Linked DNA regions of Homo sapiens: region 2 is linked to region 1. The links are chromatin loops, found by intact Hi-C in ENCODE. Cell type or tissue: natural killer cell. All regions are shown on one strand. Links, peaks and the distances in the headings refer to the core of each region. The heading gives the core; the rest is flanking DNA. Region 1 holds the start of RAB9A (RAB9A, member RAS oncogene family). Region 2 overlaps LOC105373133 (a long non-coding RNA gene).

Region 1 (5,378 bases), core at 265-5,264:
ACCAATGGGTAGTCCTCAGGCAGTTCTAATCTGACTTCCAACCACATTATGTATGTATTTCCAGGTATATACATCTGATCAAATACACAGGTGTGAAACTGCACAGACCAGAGCAGTCACCTAGCTGCATAAACACTCCTATCTGTTAGAGTTCTGCACAGCAAGTTGTAGAAACAGAGGTCTGTAAGGCTTTTTTTTTTCCCAGGTTTTTCTAACTCTGAGAACATAGACAGTCTTATGGGCACTAACCTTTTGGAAATTACCTTAGCTTCTGTACCCAAAAATCTAATCCAATTCACAGGAACTTGAAATTAAAATACAGTAGTCAGTTCAACTCCTTTATACTGTTTTGCTCTCTGTCACACTTGAATAAAGAATGTGGCAATGAAATGAATGTGTCCAGTTGTTCTATAGTGTTTCTCCATCCCCTGTCAAACAACAGAATATGTTTGTACGAGTCAGGCCTAAGACAAAAGTGGAGTCTGTGTCCACAGACTCCCAGAGAACTCCTGGAGAATGCAATGAGCTGGCTTCCATGCAGCCAGAATGTGAAGCCTGAACAGCCTGTTTCACTTCTCCATTTTTTTTCCAAAATACACACCCAGTCTCTCTCCACCTCAGGCAGATCTAGCTGTTACCTTACATTCATTTACACCTAGTCATCCTCACTGTATTCATAATAAGCAACATAATAACAACGCCTGAACTCACCATGGTCAAAAATTAACAAAAGGATTTGAAAAATCCAGAATGTGGAAATACCCAGAGCACACAGCTTCACAACATGCACAGTACCAAGAGTCATGGTGAGAAACAGAGATTTCTCCTCCAAGTTATCTAACTAGCCCTGGCACCCCTGGGCTCTCTGGCAACACGGCCTGGGACCGCCTCCGACCTCCCTCCCCTCTGCCTACACACCTAGGTGGCTCCACGTCTCCTCCCTCAGGCATCCTCGCCTTCCAATTGCATCATAGCTTTCCACCAAACTCCCTGAAACATTTTTTGAGTTCACCCTCACTCCTCTACAAAAAAGTCCTTAATAAATGTTCTCTGTTGATGGCCTACTTAGTCACAAATCCTATTCTCTTATGCTTGGTTCTGACTGAAGAGTCTATTATCTATACACCTTTCAAGTTAGATGCGTTGCCCAAACACACACACACTTCCATTTGGCTTACTTCCTCCTCCTGCTGCTTAACACATTGCCTGGGCAGAACTACTTGGAAGCTAATAATTTGCTGCCTCTACTTTGTGACATATAATCTCCTAGAGATTATGAAGCACAGCCATCTCATTTTACCCAGAAGGAAATGTGGTGACCTAAGTTGGCTGGAGGAGCAAGCCAATTAATGATCAAACAAGACAACTCTAGCACCAATTTATCTCGACCTTTCCCAGAATAAAACACGTCACTTTTGTTAGATTCCATGTGTATGCACTAGCAATCATTTTGAGGTGTGTAACTCAACATCCTCCCTACCCCACAGCAGACAACTCCTGATAAGAGGCAGAGAAATCTATTCATCAGCAAAGAACGTGCTGTGCATTGGCATGAGTCAAAAACCAAAGCTACCGACAAAAAGATGCCATGTTGATTGCGTGAATAACACTCAGTGATGCCTAAAAAGAGATGCGATCCTTTTTGACTGCTCCAGTCAACCACTCCCTCCCAAAGTTCACCTAACAGTTAATACTGCCACCAGAATGAAGCAGTACATATTTTGAAAGGCCTGATCTTAGACAGGCATGAAAAAGAGACCAGAAAACACCAGAAAGTTATGGAAAAGCCATTAAAAAATTCATCATTTCTTTCTCGATTCCAGTGATAAAATGCAGGCATAACTATTTGTCTGGTGAGGTGAAATTTAAGGATGAATTTTATGCTCAACAAGAATGGCTTCTCAATTTGATTCTTGTAAATATTCACACGTGGTTAACCGTACAAAACTATAACACACACATCAAGTTTTCCCCATTTTATTTAAGTCTGCCCACAGTAAACACCATGACACAGGTACTTCTGTGCCGAGTGTGGAGTTGTTTTCTTTAATTATTGTTATTTTTTTAGCGACAAGGTCTCACTCTATCGCCCAGGCTGGAATGCAGTGGTGTGATCATGACTCACTGCAGCCTTGAACTCCAGGGCTCAAGTCGTCCTTCTGCCTCAGCCTCCAGAGTAGCTGGGACATGCACCACCACACTGAGCTAGGCTAATTTTTTTTTTAATTTATTTTTTGTAGAGACGGGGGTCTCACTATGTTGCCCAGGCTGGTCTCAAACTTCTGGGCTCAAGTGATCCTCCTGTGTGGGTCTCCCAAAGCGCTGAGATTACAGGCATGAGCCACCACACTCAGCCTGTTTTGCTTTTTTTTCCTGTTTTGCTTTTTTTTAATGAACACCTGGCCCCTGTCCTTGAGTAGCCCAGGCAATAAATTCTGTTCTAGGATGATGTCAGAACCTAATCTTATGACTGTGATTGGACTGTAAGCTTCAGGAAGGTTGGGACTCCCCACCGCCCTTCTCATCAGCACCTTTGTATCAGTGCCCCACAGGCTGCTCAGACAACTGAAATAATGCAGAAACTAAACTTTCTAAGTCCACTTTAATGGCTCTGAATAGCTCTAAAGTTCTTTTTGTCATTTTTGCCTTACAACAAAAAACAGATTCTGCTACCAGAAATTATTTGGTCTTTTTTTTTTTTTTTTTTTTTTTTTTTTGAGATGGAGTCTCATTCTGTTGCCCAGGCTGGAGCGCAATGGCGTGATCTCGGCTCACTGCAACCTCTGCCTCCCAGGTTCAAGCGATTCTCCTGCCTCAGCCTCCTGAGTAGCTGGGATTACGGGCATCCGCCACCACGCCTGGCTAATTTTTGTATTTTTAGTAGAAACGGAGTTTCACCATGTTGGCCAGGCTGGTTTCAAACTCCTGACCTCGTGATCCGCCCACCTCGGCCTCCCAAAGTGCTGGGATTACAGGCGTGAGCCACCGTGCCCAGCCACTCACTCTTTAATCTTTCAAGTGAATATGCTTCTCAGTAGAGAGAATTTTCCCCTGCTCACTGTTAAAATGATGAGGTATCCCAAATAGGAAAACGACATTGCATTTGAAAAACTACAAAAGCAGTTGAAATGTAAGCTCTGGGGTTACTTGGACTGCTGAAAAGGAGGGTTTCTCAACCGTGGCACTAGTGACATTTTGGGCTAGACAACTCTGTTGTGGGGGGCTGTCCTGTAGGTTATAGAATGTTTAGCAGCAAAATTTAAAAATTAAATAACAAAAATAAAAATAAAAAAGAATGTTTAGCAGCATCCCTGGCCTCTACCCACTAGATGTCAGCAGCACCTCCCTTGCCCCCAGGTGTGAACCAAAGATGCCTCCAGGCATTGCCAAATGTCTCCTACGAGGACAAAATTGTCCTCTCTTCCAGTTGAAAACTACTACTCTAAAATTACCCAGACCTGCTTTGAATCCCCGCTCCACCCCATCACAACCTGGGTCATCTTGGAAAACAGACTGAACCTTCCTATGCCCCCCCAAATTCCTCAACTGTAACATGGAGCTCTTACTGAAGAAATGCTATGGAAATTAAATAAAATGATGTACGTACAGGATTTACACGTACGGAATATTCGCCGCAGAGTGAGTGCTCAATAAATGGTCAGAAATGAGGGGAGGCTAAAAAAAAATAATTTCGAGAACTCAAGGATCTTCTCTTTAGGCCTCCAGAGTACTGTAGTCCAGACAGAAGAAATGGTTGAGATAGAAACAAAAAGAGATGAGAGAGGTTGGAAAAGAAGTGATAGCACTAAGGTATTATTTCCCTTATCTCTAAAACCCGGCTTGGAGTCAAAGCCAATGATGTTCTACTTAGTGTTTGCCTATCTACTCTAACATTCCAAATAATAAACGAAAAAATATGCCCAGATCCCAAAAGTCTCCAGAAGAGAAACTTTGTAGTATAAACGAGGAATTTACCACAGCAGACACAAAAATACTAAAAGCACCAGACTGCCACAGCATTGTCTTAGATTTAGGAATCCAAATAACTACTAAAGTTCTAGAGAAGCAATCATGATAACTTCATAATCTTCTAAAGGAAAAACTAAAGGCTGGCTTCTTAAAAGTTCCTAACTGAATCGTTCCAGGTTTCTTTATCTCTAGTTTTGCTACACTGGACAGCTTCTGAGAGTACAGGCAATGTAGGGATTTTCCATTACAATGGTGCCAGAGACCGAAGGACAAACACATTTTTAAAGAAGCAATCAAATTCTGCCCATTGATTTTTATCAGGACGCTAAAATCCTATGAAAAGATTGTGGTCACGTGCCGATTTGGAAACTAGCAGAAAAGTTATTCCTCAAAAGAACTGTAGTCACGAGATGTGTCATCCCTTACCAAAAAAAAAAAAAAGCAATACGTCCACCAACTATTTATTAAGTTCAGCACTTAAATTTCTCATTTTGCCTTTTTACTTACCAAGTTGGAAGAAAAAAGGGAACGCGATTGTGAAACGTTAGCCAGCGTCTGAATCAGATAATGCCCCCAAAACGCCTGCAGCCTCTAAGATTGGCTTTACTTTCCGAATTCCTCACCCGAGTGGTCGTAAGACATCGAGCAAACACGTTCTGCTAGGTGGAACTTCAGAGGTCGCCAAAATCAAGTCATGGGAGCGCCTTTGTTTTCCCTACATTAATCATTCGGGTGTAGGATTTGGTTTGGGGTCTGTGGATGTGTGTCCCGGAGTGGTTGGGGGAAAGGCTGGCGTGTACGTGTGTTCCCAGGTGACCGGGTGTATTTCTCCGTGTGTATGTGCACGGGTGTCCGGGCTTTTGTATCTCCCTTTCTCCAGTGTTTGTGTGTGTTTCTGTGAGTCCCTCTCCCCAAGGGTGTGGGGACCGTCTTTCCTCCTGCGTCAGAGAGGAGGCAGGGAGACAACCAGCCGTCCTCTCTCCCGGGGCGGCCTTGTGACCCGCGCTAGCCCCGCGCGCACCGCACCCCGCCCCAGCTGCCCGAGGCCCGAGCCGCCCCCTCAGACCCCGACACCCGCGCACTCCGCCCGGTCCCGAAGGAGTCCCGAGTCCCGCTCACCTCGCGGCCACACGAAAGACGACCCGGGAGCTCTGGGCCGGCCCGTCTGGGCGCAATGAGGACAGAGAGAGGGTCGGGGACCTGCACAGCAGGAGGCAGCCGCGGTAGCGCAGCCAGGCTCCCGCTCCAGCTGCTCCCGTCCAGCGCGGAGGGAACAACATGGCGACGGGCCGGGGCGGGGCCAGGGAAAAAGCGGGGCGGGGCCTGGAAGGCGGGGTCCCGCGGCCGAGACCCTGGGGGACGGGCGCGGGGAAGGTGGAGCCGAGGCAGGCGGGGCCTGGATCGTGCTT
Region 2 (5,378 bases), core at 134-5,133, 600 kb after region 1:
ATGCTCAAGCAGAATGAGCATTCAACTCATTCTGGTATCTTTGTTAAAGGTCAGTGGCTCTGCCAAAATGGCCATTTCCTTCTAGAACAACCCTGGGAAGCACCCTTAGTTCAATATCTGATCAGTTTTTCTCTTGGATCTTTAAATTCCGTATATGAAGCTGGTCTATGCTTTTCACTGTCACTTAAGACACTGCACTGTCACTATCAGTCCTCGGTACCAAGGATTGTCTGATAATAAAAATTTTAACAATCTGATTGTGACTATAAATTGGTGTAGTCATTTTCAAGGTCAGGCTGACAATATGCATCAACAGCCATAAAAATATTTAGATCTGTTGATGTTGAAAAATTTAATTCAAGGATCACATGTTTGGTCAGTAATCAGAGATATAGTCTAAAAATCTATGGACAGATATATTCATTGCGATGTTGTTTACCATGGAGAAAAATTCTATACCTCTTAAATATCCCTCAACAACAATTAGAAAAAAAAATATGGCATATTCTTAAAATGAACATAGCCATTAATAATCATGTTATGACCGGGCACGGAGGCTCACGCCTGTAATCCCAGCACTTTGGGAGGCCGAGGTGGGCAGATCACGAGGTCAGGAGTTTGAGACCAGCCTGGCCAGCACGGTGAAACCCTGTCTCTACTAAAAATACAAAAAAAAAATTAGCCGGGCATGGTGGCACATGCCTGTGGTCCCAGCTACTCGGGAGGCTGAGGCAGGAGAATTGTTTGAACCTGGCAGGCGGAGGTTGCAGTGAGCCGAGATTGTGCCACTGCACTCCAGCCTGGGTAACAGAACGAGTCTCCGTCTCAAAAAAAAAAAAAAAAAATCATGTTATAAGAGAATGGGGAAATGAGGCTAAAATGCTACATAACATGAAAAAAGGTAGGATACGCAATTGAATATCCAGAATGATCTAGGTTTGTAAAAAGAGGGACAGTGTTTACCAATATATGTAGAAGCAGAGAAAAAAAAATACTGGAAGGGAATACATCAAAATATTAACTGCAATTTTGGCTGAGAATGAAGTCCATAAGGGTTTTGTGGGGTTTGTTTTTTATCATTGTGCTTTCCTATATTGTTCAAATTTCTTAGTTATTAAATATTGCTTTTGAAAATTAAATATTGTTTTATAAAAAATACTGTTTTATGAAAAATTTATTGAACTTTTCATAATGAAAAATTCACTTACGAAAATAATATTTCACCTAAGCTTGCTGATCCTTTTTTGTGTGTTTTGTGACGGGGTCTTGCTCTGTTGCCCAGGCTGGAGTACAGTGGTGCGATCACAGCTCACTACAGCCTTGACCTCCCAGGTTCAAGCAATCCTCCCACCTCAGCCTCCCAAGTAGCTGGGACCACAAGCACATACCACCATGCCTGAATTTATTTTTTATTTTTTATGGAAACAGTGGCATCTAGCTATGTTGCCCCGGCTGTCTTGAACTCCTGGGCTCAAGTGATCCTCCTGCCTTGGTCTCTCAAAATGTTGGGATTACAAATGTGAGCTACCACGCCCAACCTGATCCCTAATTAATTAATTAATAACATGAAATGGGGGCACAGCAACATGCTAATAGTCTAATCCACATGATGGAAGTGAGAATGTCAGTTCTAAGTTCCTCCTGTATTTTTTCCACTCTTCTGCTTATAAGAAGGTCATCATGATTACATATAACATATGCCATACAAAAAGCCACTACTGTTACTTTCAGGTATGATGAATAAAAAGATTGCCCAGGCAAGTTGAGCAGGAGATGGCTGCTCTTGCAGTCTAATTAAGGGACAATGTGCCACCACCATTCTCTTAACCCACTGAGAGAACACAGGAAACGCCAGCTGCCGGAGCAGAGTTGGAGAAGAGATGGGGTGGCAGCGGCTGGGGTCTAGCTGAGACGTCCTTCTGTTTTCTTGGGTTAACAAAGGGGAAGAGACAAACCTTTAGCAAATGCATCCAGCTCAGAGCACATTTAAGCAAACTCTGCGGAGTGTGAGGAGGGTGTCTGGTGGCCCCAGAGAGTGGCTATGTTGGAACCCATGGCTGTGGCCATCGTACTCTTCTATCTTCAGGAAACTGCTCACCTTGTGATCAGAACTTTGACATTATTGGCCACTGGGTGACCAGATGCTGTCCTTAATGGCACTGGATATGTGTCTATTGTCATTTACAAGAAAAGAAGCTTCAGCCGTTCCTTAGGCGATACACAGAGTTAACTTGTAAGGTATGATGTGAGATTCACATGAGATCATGTTGTCCTCCATGCTCTCTAATTATTCTTTGGTTGGTATTGGTCTCAGCAGGAGAGATTGCAAGTCTTCTGGTCTCACAAACTACCCCTCCCACGCCAATCCCATCTGCTCCATCATGGGGCATCATCTTGCCGTTGGTCAGCCATGTTCCCCTATCTCATACTGATGCTTCCTTGGAAGTCCCCGTGCTAAACCACATTACTTTACCCTGGAGATGCCCCAACTCCTCCCCAAGGCCTAGGTGAAGTGACTCAACCATATGTACACAGTATCCTCAGATGTACACAGTATCCTCTCCATGGTAGTGAATCTGTATACTAATTTATACATAATCGATTTATGGGTGTAAAGACTTCACAAATAACTAAACATACAAAATGTGAATTCTCCTTCCTTCTCCTAGCTTAAGATTAGCTCAAAGACAATGAAAGCTGTACTGTGCTGTGCAATCTTCTCACGACCCACACGAAACAGGAAGCTCCTGGGGGTTTCTCACAAGCATGTGATAGATAGTTGTGGTTTCAGTGCAACAGTCAGGTAGATTTTGCAGCCGGAAACATTCACACAAAACATCCTTTATGGCTTCTGTCCAACTCCAGTGTTAGTCAGATGCAGTCCCTTTTACACTTTGACAAAAACCATTTGATTTCTCACACTGTATTTATTTTTTCTTATTGCAATGTCTTGTCTGAAGATACCAGACAAAGGATGACAAACTGGAGCCAGCTGAAGTGCAGGGCCCTTTCTCAGCTGCTCTTAAGAATCCCTCTCAGCACTTTGGGAGGCTGAGGCGGGTGGATCACCTGAGGTCGGGAGTTCGAGACCAGCCTAACCAACATGGAGAAACCCCATCTCTACTAAAAATACAAAATTAGCTGGGCGTGGTGGTGCACACCTGTAATCCCAGCTACTCAGGAGGCTGAGACAGGAGAATCTCTTGAACCCAGGAGGCGAAGGCTGTGGTGAGCCGAGATTGTGCCATTGCACTCCAGCCTGGGCAACAAGAGCAAAACTCCATCTCAAAAAGAAAAAGAATCCCGCAGATTGAGCCATTTTCCCCTGAGCAATAATCCCTCAAGCTTCTAAAGACACCACTTAGAGAAGGAAGAGCCTCGCCCCACTAATGCAGCTGAGTGATGCCCTTTGGGAAATTAGGCTAAGAGGGAATACCTTTTAGCTGCCTTCTGTTATTAATCTGGTCTCAATACCAATCAATGTTATTTATCACTACTGAACAAGCATTAATGCAGAGTCTGAAAGGGGCCTTAAATCTCGTGTAGTATGCTCAGAATCCTAGGAATCACACTTTTAGATCCCAATGGTATTGGGTCAAGGTTTTCCCTTCCATGGCAGATGAAGTTCACAATTTAGGATGCATGCTCACAAGCTTTGCAAGGAGATTACACTTCCGTTATGAAGAAAAAAGCAAACAAAAAAGAAAACCTCTTGCACCATTAATTTCAACTGCAATCAAATTGCAAGATTTTAAGATGATATATCTTGCACAAAGGTATTGTAGATAGAAGAGAAGCCTTTGTAAATATTTATATATTTCTCCATTGAGGGTTTTTAATTTTTGTTTTGTTTTGTTTTGTTTTTGTTTTTGTTTTTTTTAACTTCAGACAGAGAGCAAAGGAAACAGAGCTGGGTCACGATATCTCAAATGGAGGATGGTTTCTCTTACTCGTCTTCCATTTCCTCTATTCCTCATTCTCAAAGTCACACACCTTAATAAACACCCCAAGAAACATTTCTAAGTAGACAACACACAATTTTTAGTAATTGACTTATACAGCAAATGCTTATTTAGCTACAGCTGCTATGGTGGCCTGTCTTCTTAAAACTCACTAAGGGTCTTCCAAACCCATATTTTTGTCATCATATTAACCTTCTTTCTCACTAAATTATTGCTGAGATAAAAATAAATCAACAAATGAACCAAAAAATAAAATGGGTTTGGGATTCATTGCCCTTTCCTGTTATGTCCCATCTAAACTCAAGCCCAAGAAGAGGAGAAAAGGCAATACAAAGTCTTGGGAAAAACAAAGACTAAAACTCTTTCTGAAAAAATCGCACACAGCTGCAGAAGGAATAACTTCTCTGGGTGGGAGGGTGTGGGCAGGGCAGTAAAACAACCTGAGAAACAATCAAACCTTGCCTTCCCCAGAGCCCGCTTCGGACATGGTGTGGGTTGCATCCTTCTCTGCAAACTGCCTGTGTGCTCTGTGGCACGGCTTCCGGCAAGAGATTTCCTGTAAAGGAGAAAACATGTAGTGATGCTGTTTGCCCATGTTCTGTGCTCCTGCCCTGTGTTTTCTCCAGTTTTCAGCTTTCAAGAGCCTCTCAGAGAGAGTACACTAGATGCTGATATGCCATGCTGCCAGGCAATTTCTGTTGTATACAGATTTGCTTGGGAAATTCTAAATTAACATTAACATTCTTGGGAGGCCGAGGCAGGTGGATCACCTGAGGTCGGGAGTTCAAGACCAGCCTGACCAACATGGAAAAGCCCCATCTCTACTAAAAATACAAAATTGGCCGAACGTGGTGGTGTATGCCTGTAATTCCAGCTACTCGGGAGACTGAGGCAGGAGAATCGCTTGAACCCAGGAGGCGGAGGTTGCGGTGAAACGAGATCACGCCATTGCACTCCAGCCTGGGCAACAAGAGTGAAACTCCAACTCAGGAAAAAAAAAAAAAAAAATTAACATTCGCACTAATATTAAGATAGAAGTACTATTGTCTCAGGGGGTTCTGCAAGGCTAAATTGACATAGAATGACCTAAAATGATCTAAATACTCAACTCCAAATATCACAGAATAATAAATAGATTTGGATGTGGGAGAAAAAATAAATTCTTTATCATAGAGGTCCTGGATTCATTTATTCTGATGAAGGAAAGAGGGTATTAACTATTTGCAATCCTTCTAAAGCAGATACTAATAAATATTATTTTCTCTACTGGTTAAAGAACAAATTCCCAGTTTCATGAGCTATCACTTTACTTCCAAATCGGTAAAAATTACTAGAGACATTTGATGGCTTGGTAGAAATCTCAAGGTCAGCCTGTATTTGACTATTTTTGAACCATTGTTTCTTTAGTTGAAAGTG

The links. A loop is a pair of places that touch in the nucleus more often than their neighbours do. Peaks named below come from ENCODE experiments on the same cell type or tissue, not always from the same donor. Only the 100,000 strongest peaks of a DNase experiment are listed, where the experiment ranks them.
Region 2: a loop joins it to region 1, with 4 times the contacts of the local background. A loop is called at or near these places in 2 of 110 quality-filtered maps.

The regions. Positions count from the first base shown.
Region 1 is chrX:13,688,999-13,694,376 of GRCh38, reverse strand. RAB9A (RAB9A, member RAS oncogene family) reads right to left here and starts at 5,249. Exons shown (of 3, transcript NM_004251.5): 1 at 5,089-5,249. RefSeq lists silencers at 2,119-2,315, 4,940-5,099, 5,110-5,349. In natural killer cell, for the core only: a CTCF peak has its summit at 3,347 (motif pointing right); DNase peaks (open chromatin) are centred at 2,066, 2,496, 3,356 and 4,916; H3K4me3 peaks cover 1,681 bases; H3K27ac peaks cover 4,874 bases.
Region 2 is chrX:13,084,845-13,090,222 of GRCh38, reverse strand. It overlaps LOC105373133 (a long non-coding RNA gene), which reads right to left. Exons shown (of 4, transcript NR_171577.1): 3 at 4,425-4,518. Among named protein-coding and RNA genes, the nearest start is that of FAM9C, 43 kb to the right of the region's middle. RefSeq lists enhancers at 2,419-2,578, 2,649-2,868. In natural killer cell, for the core only: no CTCF peak of the experiment used is centred there; DNase peaks (open chromatin) are centred at 1,912, 2,452, 2,802, 4,502 and 1 weaker place; H3K4me3 peaks cover 658 bases; H3K27ac peaks cover 4,831 bases.